2 separate regions of the Homo sapiens genome follow, and region 1 is linked to region 2. The links are chromatin loops, found by intact Hi-C in ENCODE. Cell type or tissue: PC-3. All regions are shown on one strand. Links, peaks and the distances in the headings refer to the core of each region. The heading gives the core; the rest is flanking DNA. Region 1 has its middle 150 kb from the start of LINC01846. Region 2 has its middle 53 kb from the start of LINC01846.

Region 1 (2,927 bases), core at 99-2,598, 100 kb before region 2:
AATAATTTTTAGCACTCCCCACAGTATGTAGCATAATGTCATACATTTAATAAGAGCCCAGTGCATATCTATTAAATATTTTATTTGGGAACTTCAAACCAGGGAACATATATAGAAACTGTTATTTCACAAATGTTTTTGATTCATGATTCATGTTTGTAAATAAAAGTGAGACAGATGGACATTAAGAGGAATCAGTGGGTCAACATCAGTCCCATTCCCCATTTTCACTTTAACTTGGAGAGGAGAGATTCAATACCCTCAAGGAGAATATCAATATCGTGTTTTAGTAAAACATGCTTGGAAATGGTAGAAAAGAGCTATTTTGAATTGAGTGTTAAACAGCAGAGTGTTAAACAGGCAAAAGCAGTGTAAAGGAGATGGTACATCTCCTACTATGGGAAAGAGTCCTGTATCTCAATACTGCCAGCATTGTGTGCCAGGGAAGTTTGAACCAAATTTTTTTTGTAATTTTTTTTTTTTCCCAATCAGAAGAGGCTGTGTCGAGGGGAGAAAGGAGAATTGTGTTGCTGTCTTTCAGTCAATTTTGAATCAATTTCAAACCCCAGAGACACAAATGTAATTCTGGCTTCAGGAGTGAACATTCAAGAATAATAACAAAAAGTAACAACAGATTGATTAAAAAAAACAAAATTTCAGGCCTCAGGCAGCTTGAAAAGAAAGTTGTGAATGATGTTGAAATTAGGAATTAATCTCATTTTAGAGCAATGCTACTTTTTCACTAATCATACCACATGAAGGCATTATTTTTTTCAGAGAGAGGGTTCTGGCTACAGAGTCTTTTGAAGTAGTTAATACCCAGCTATTTTGTTTGCAAAATAGAATTATACTGCTATACTTGATATTTTGTTTTTATCATCGCCGGGCTACATCTGCTTGAGGAGGCTGAAAGAGGTCACTATGATCTCAAATATGTCATTAATAACCAGCAGAGTGTTAAACAGGCAAAAGCAGTGTAAAGGAGATGGTACATCTCCTACTATGGGAAAGAGTTCTGCATCTCAATGCTGCCAGCATTATGTGCCAGGGAAGTCTGAACCACATTTTTTTTGTAATTTTTTTTCCCAATCAAAAGAGGCTGTGTTGAGGGGAGAAAGGAGAATTGCTTTACTGTCTTTCAGTCAATGACAGACTCATATACTTGTTGGCAAGAAAGAGAAATATGTACTCATCATTCCATAGCACATTTCAATGCAATTACTTCATAATGACTTCTACTATTACAGGGATTATCTCACCAGATTCATTGTGATAAATCTTCACATGGAGACAGGAAATAGAATGTTATTATAAGATGTTGGTGAGTTTACTCAAGCAGTTAGGATAAAAGGAGCATAAAATTTGCCCCCCTAAAATACCTTTAAACCCAACCTGTCTGAATACTTCCTACCACTCAATTGTAGTCTAAACCACTTTACAAGTCATTTTATTTTATTTTACATATACCATTTAAATGATTGGCCTAAATCATACAATTGAAAAAGTGACTATTTTAGTTATAAGCTCTCCTTAAGGTTAACACTCAGTCTAGAACAAGCATAGTGAGATTTTTTTGTTTTTTGCATAATATGGGCTGGAACATGTACAAAGTTTCAATAAAGCATATTTTGTTAATAATTGCTAGGCATAGTTATGGACTGCTGGGAAGAGGAGAGTAGAGAAAGTCCAATCTGAGGGGAAATAATTAGAAGTAGAAGAGTTAATTTTAGCCAGATGTTTAGCCTGTCAAGGTGGCAGTGTTGGAAATTGCATTTAGAGGCAAAGATTACTAATCATGCTGCTTCATCACAAATCCTCTCTGTAGCCATTATCTTCTCTATTTGTGTGCGTTGAGTTTGTACTGCCCATAGCATTACCTGGTTCTGCTTTGTGCTTCTTCATAAATTAAAACATGTAACATGCTAACATGTATTTTGGATGATTCTGTTTGGTGAGATCCTTGGGCCTGGGCAGGTGATTGACCATTTAATGTCAATCAAAATAAGTTTTAGGTTCCCATGTATTCTCAGATAATCTTGGTGTCATTCTTGAACTTTCTCTGGCACTCATTTTTCACATTGAATGTGCCATCGGTGCCTACAAAATATGTCTGGTTCTCACATTGCTATAAAGAAACGCCAGAGAGTGGGTAATTTATGAAGAAAAGAGGTTTAATGGGCTCACAATTCCTCAGGCTGTACAGGTAGCATGGCTGGGGAGGCCTCTGGAAACTTTCAATCATGGGGGAAGGTGAAGGAGGACTGGCACTTCACATGGCTGGGAGCAGGAGCAAGAGAGAGAGTGGGGAGGTGCTGCACACTTTTAAACAACCAGATCTGGGGATAACTTCTCACTCAATATCATGAGAACAGTCCCCAGTGGTGTGGTGTGAAATCATTAGAAACTGCCCCCATGATCCAATCTCTTCTTACCAGGCCCCACTTACAACACTGAGGATTACAACTGAACATGAGTTTTGGGTGGGGACACAGATGCAAACCATATCACACTTCTTGCCACCTCCACTGACATCCCCTGGCCCAAGTGCCATCATCCTGCTCATGAATCATAACTGTATCTCCTGACTGGTATTCCTTCTTCCATCTAGACTCCTTTCAGTCTATTCTCAATGGAACAGCCAGAGTGATCCCGTGAAAACATAAACGAGATCATGTCATTCCTCTATTCAAAAGTCCCCAGTCACACACTGTGGAAAGGCAAATATTTGTGCTGTGACTTTGAAACCTACATGATGGGCCACGTGTTCCACCACACTCCTTCACTCCCTTATCCCCAGCCACCCTGGTCTCCTCACTCATTCTCAAATACCTGGGCAGCCCTGCCTTGGGGGCTTCACACTTCATCTTCGTTATGCCTCAAATGCTCTTTTCCAGATATCCACAAGGTTGACTCCCTTCTTTAATTAC
Region 2 (2,927 bases), core at 199-2,698:
CCCCTACAGTTTTGCAAAAGTATGTATTGTCTTTATTCCTGTACATATATGTAACATTTTTTAAAAACTTGACTTTTTTAGGGCAATTTTAGGTTTATGGCAAAATTGAGAGGGAGGTACAGAATTATTCCACACATGGTCAGCCTCCCACATTATCAAGTCCCACACTAGAGTGGCACATACGTTACTATTGATGAACCTACATTGACACATCATTATCGTTAAAAGTCCATTAGGTTAGGGCTCATTCTTGGTGTTGTACAATCTGTAGGTTTGGACAAATGTATAAAGACATGTACCCACCATTATACTACATATGTATACATGTAGTATATACTCTTTATACATAGTGTGTATATATATATACATTATGTATTATACTATATATTATACATAGTATACATATATATAGTAATATACATAGCGTATATATATATATTTTCACTGTCCTAAGAACCCTCTGTTCTCTGCCTGTTCATCCCTCCCTCCCTCTCCTTTATAAATGTTTATGTCCTTTGCACATAGGCAGTGTATTGTCACATCATTTTCTTTCCTATGAGATTTGTTAGGTGTAGTTATTTCAGTCTGGCGGTATTTAGGTTTTGCTTTCTTGGTGTTCTTATTTTGAAAAACAGAGGAGGGTTGAGAGACAGTAGAAATGGCAGGGCTATACAAATTTTCATCTGCAACCAAGAATATGTATGACAACACTTTGCATAATATTTATACATGAACACACGTAATTTATAGAATTTAAGGCTAGATAGGACTTTGAGGGATCATCCAATCCAATGCATGAATATGTATTTATAAACATAAAACACATATGCGCTCTCTGCTGGCTCTGGTTTGGGTATTTCAGCTTTGGAATGCTCACTCACTAGGATTAAGGTTCGGCTGGACCACCCACAAAAGCAAGGCCACCCAAGGGAAAATTCGAGATCTGGACAAGCAGAGTTGCCAGACTTGCCTGGGAGAACAGCTGGCCATCCCGGCACCTGCTGCCCAGCTCAAGACAGCTGGGGATGAGGCCACGTGGGCCCAGCTGCTTTTAGGATGGGCACTGACAAAGACCACTGCCACTTGGCATCTGTCAACTCTTGCTATATTTGGCTGAGAAAGTTTGGCAGGGAGATGTGTGGTCTACCAAGTAAAATTTAGGCTGATTAGTCATAAACCAGGATCATAAAAATCACAGGGCTGGAAGGAACTTCCAGTGAAGTAGGTTTCAAACTTTGGTGTGAATTGGAATAATATTGGGAGCTTCCTGAAAATGTTCATTCCCAGACCCCACCCCTTACAGAGTCTGATTCAGTGGGTCTTGGGTGAAGCTGTTTACCATTTGCATTTTTTCAGAGACCTCCTCAGGTAGGTTTAATATATGTGAACCGAGGATTTTAAAAGTTCTAAGAAATATCACAGTTTATGACTAATCCGTCATTTGGGATGCTTGGTAAAAATAAGTATTACTAGGTCTTATCTTATTGACTCAAAAGGGCGTGTATGAATCTGTCTGTAATGGTGAATTCACCACTTGCTAAACACATAAATATAAGAGGATCATTAAAAATGACTATGTTTATATTTCTTACTGGTTAAATGGAGGGGATGAGTCTTACTACACATTTAAAAATTATTTACACATATGGGATCCCCTAGTTTTCTTTTGAAATAAACTCAAAAGAAAACTAAGGGATCCCATATGTGTAAATAATTTAAAAATTTTTAAGTTTAATTTTTTTTTCCACACAACATGTAGATCATTTATTTTCCTTCTAGTCCTGGGTTCAGTACATAGATGGCTTCTCTTCACCCTTTGGGTTGACAATTTTCTCCAAGTTGCTGCTGATGATATGATAAAGCTCAGCATAGAAGGCCCTCAGGTCCAGCACCATGGCCCTGAGCTCCCCATAGGCTGCCTCATCTGGCTCAAGCACCAAGGCCCGGTAATCCATTACATGAGTCTCCTCGGAGGCCTTGGCCACAGGATCCCCACGTTCTGAGAAGTACTTGGAAATGGTTGTCTGGAAAGCTTCCACTTTGATCTTGACGGCATTCACCCTCTCCAGCACCTTCTCCTGGATTGCTACCCCAAACTCATTTCCATCGTCAATCTTAGGGATCAGGTGTTGGATCCACGTAATCACCAGAATGCATTTCTGTTTGAGAGTCCAGACTTCTGGCTTAACCAGGGCAAAGAGGGACAGGACTTTCTCATTCCCAGGGAGAAATCCACACTTAGGGACGTCTTTCTTCTCCTGCTTATCTGTTTCCATCTCATCATCCTTGGGTGGAGGGTCTGGGATGGGGACGTCCAGTGGGGACCGGAGGGAAGTCAGGTCAGCCACATTGAGGGAGTCCTCTTGCAAGAGCTGATTCAGATATATGATTTTCTGTGGCAAGAATCTGCAGAGGAATTCTTCAGCCTCCTGGAAAAGATTCTGCCTGAAGACCTCCACCTGTTTAAGGGCTTCTCCGCTCAGGCGCACCCCACAAGGCTTGGCCATGCTGCTTCAGTCGCTACTAGAAGATCTCTTTTGAGATGTAAACAGCCTGATGAAACTCTAGGGATGAAGGTGTTGACTTGATGTATGCATCCCTTTGTATTTCTTTTTCTGTCAGTACTAAACAAATCAAAAGCTTTAAGGATTTGAAATGGAAACAGAACCCTGTGTTATAATTTTAGATGTGGTAAATCAGACTGTTCTGTTAAAAATATTGGATATTTCTGTATGGCCTTAAGGGCAACCTATATATTTTGCACAAGTTTCTCCAGTGCAAGAAGGAGAACAGCTCTGTTATCCACCATATTTTCAGAAAATGATCTGATCTGAGTGGCAGAAGTTCTGGGAAACTGTTTGCATACTCCTCTCTTCTGTCTAAGGATTTTTCTAGGCTTTAGAGCATCTATGAATTATCCCAAATTA

The links. Hi-C counts contacts between places; a loop is a spot of excess contacts. Peaks named below come from ENCODE experiments on the same cell type or tissue, not always from the same donor. Only the 100,000 strongest peaks of a DNase experiment are listed, where the experiment ranks them.
Region 1: a loop joins it to region 2, with 4 times the contacts of the local background. A loop is called at or near these places in 1 of 110 quality-filtered maps.

The regions. Positions count from the first base shown.
Region 1 is chr5:98,312,743-98,315,669 of GRCh38, reverse strand. No RefSeq gene overlaps it. Among named protein-coding and RNA genes, the nearest start is that of LINC01846, 150 kb to the right of the region's middle. In PC-3, for the core only: no CTCF peak of the experiment used is centred there; a DNase peak (open chromatin) is centred at 1,229; H3K27ac peaks cover 2,360 bases.
Region 2 is chr5:98,212,982-98,215,908 of GRCh38, reverse strand. It overlaps the pseudogene PSME2P1. Among named protein-coding and RNA genes, the nearest start is that of LINC01846, 53 kb to the right of the region's middle. In PC-3, for the core only: no CTCF peak of the experiment used is centred there; DNase peaks (open chromatin) are centred at 1,168 and 1,418; H3K4me3 peaks cover 327 bases; H3K27ac peaks cover 2,079 bases.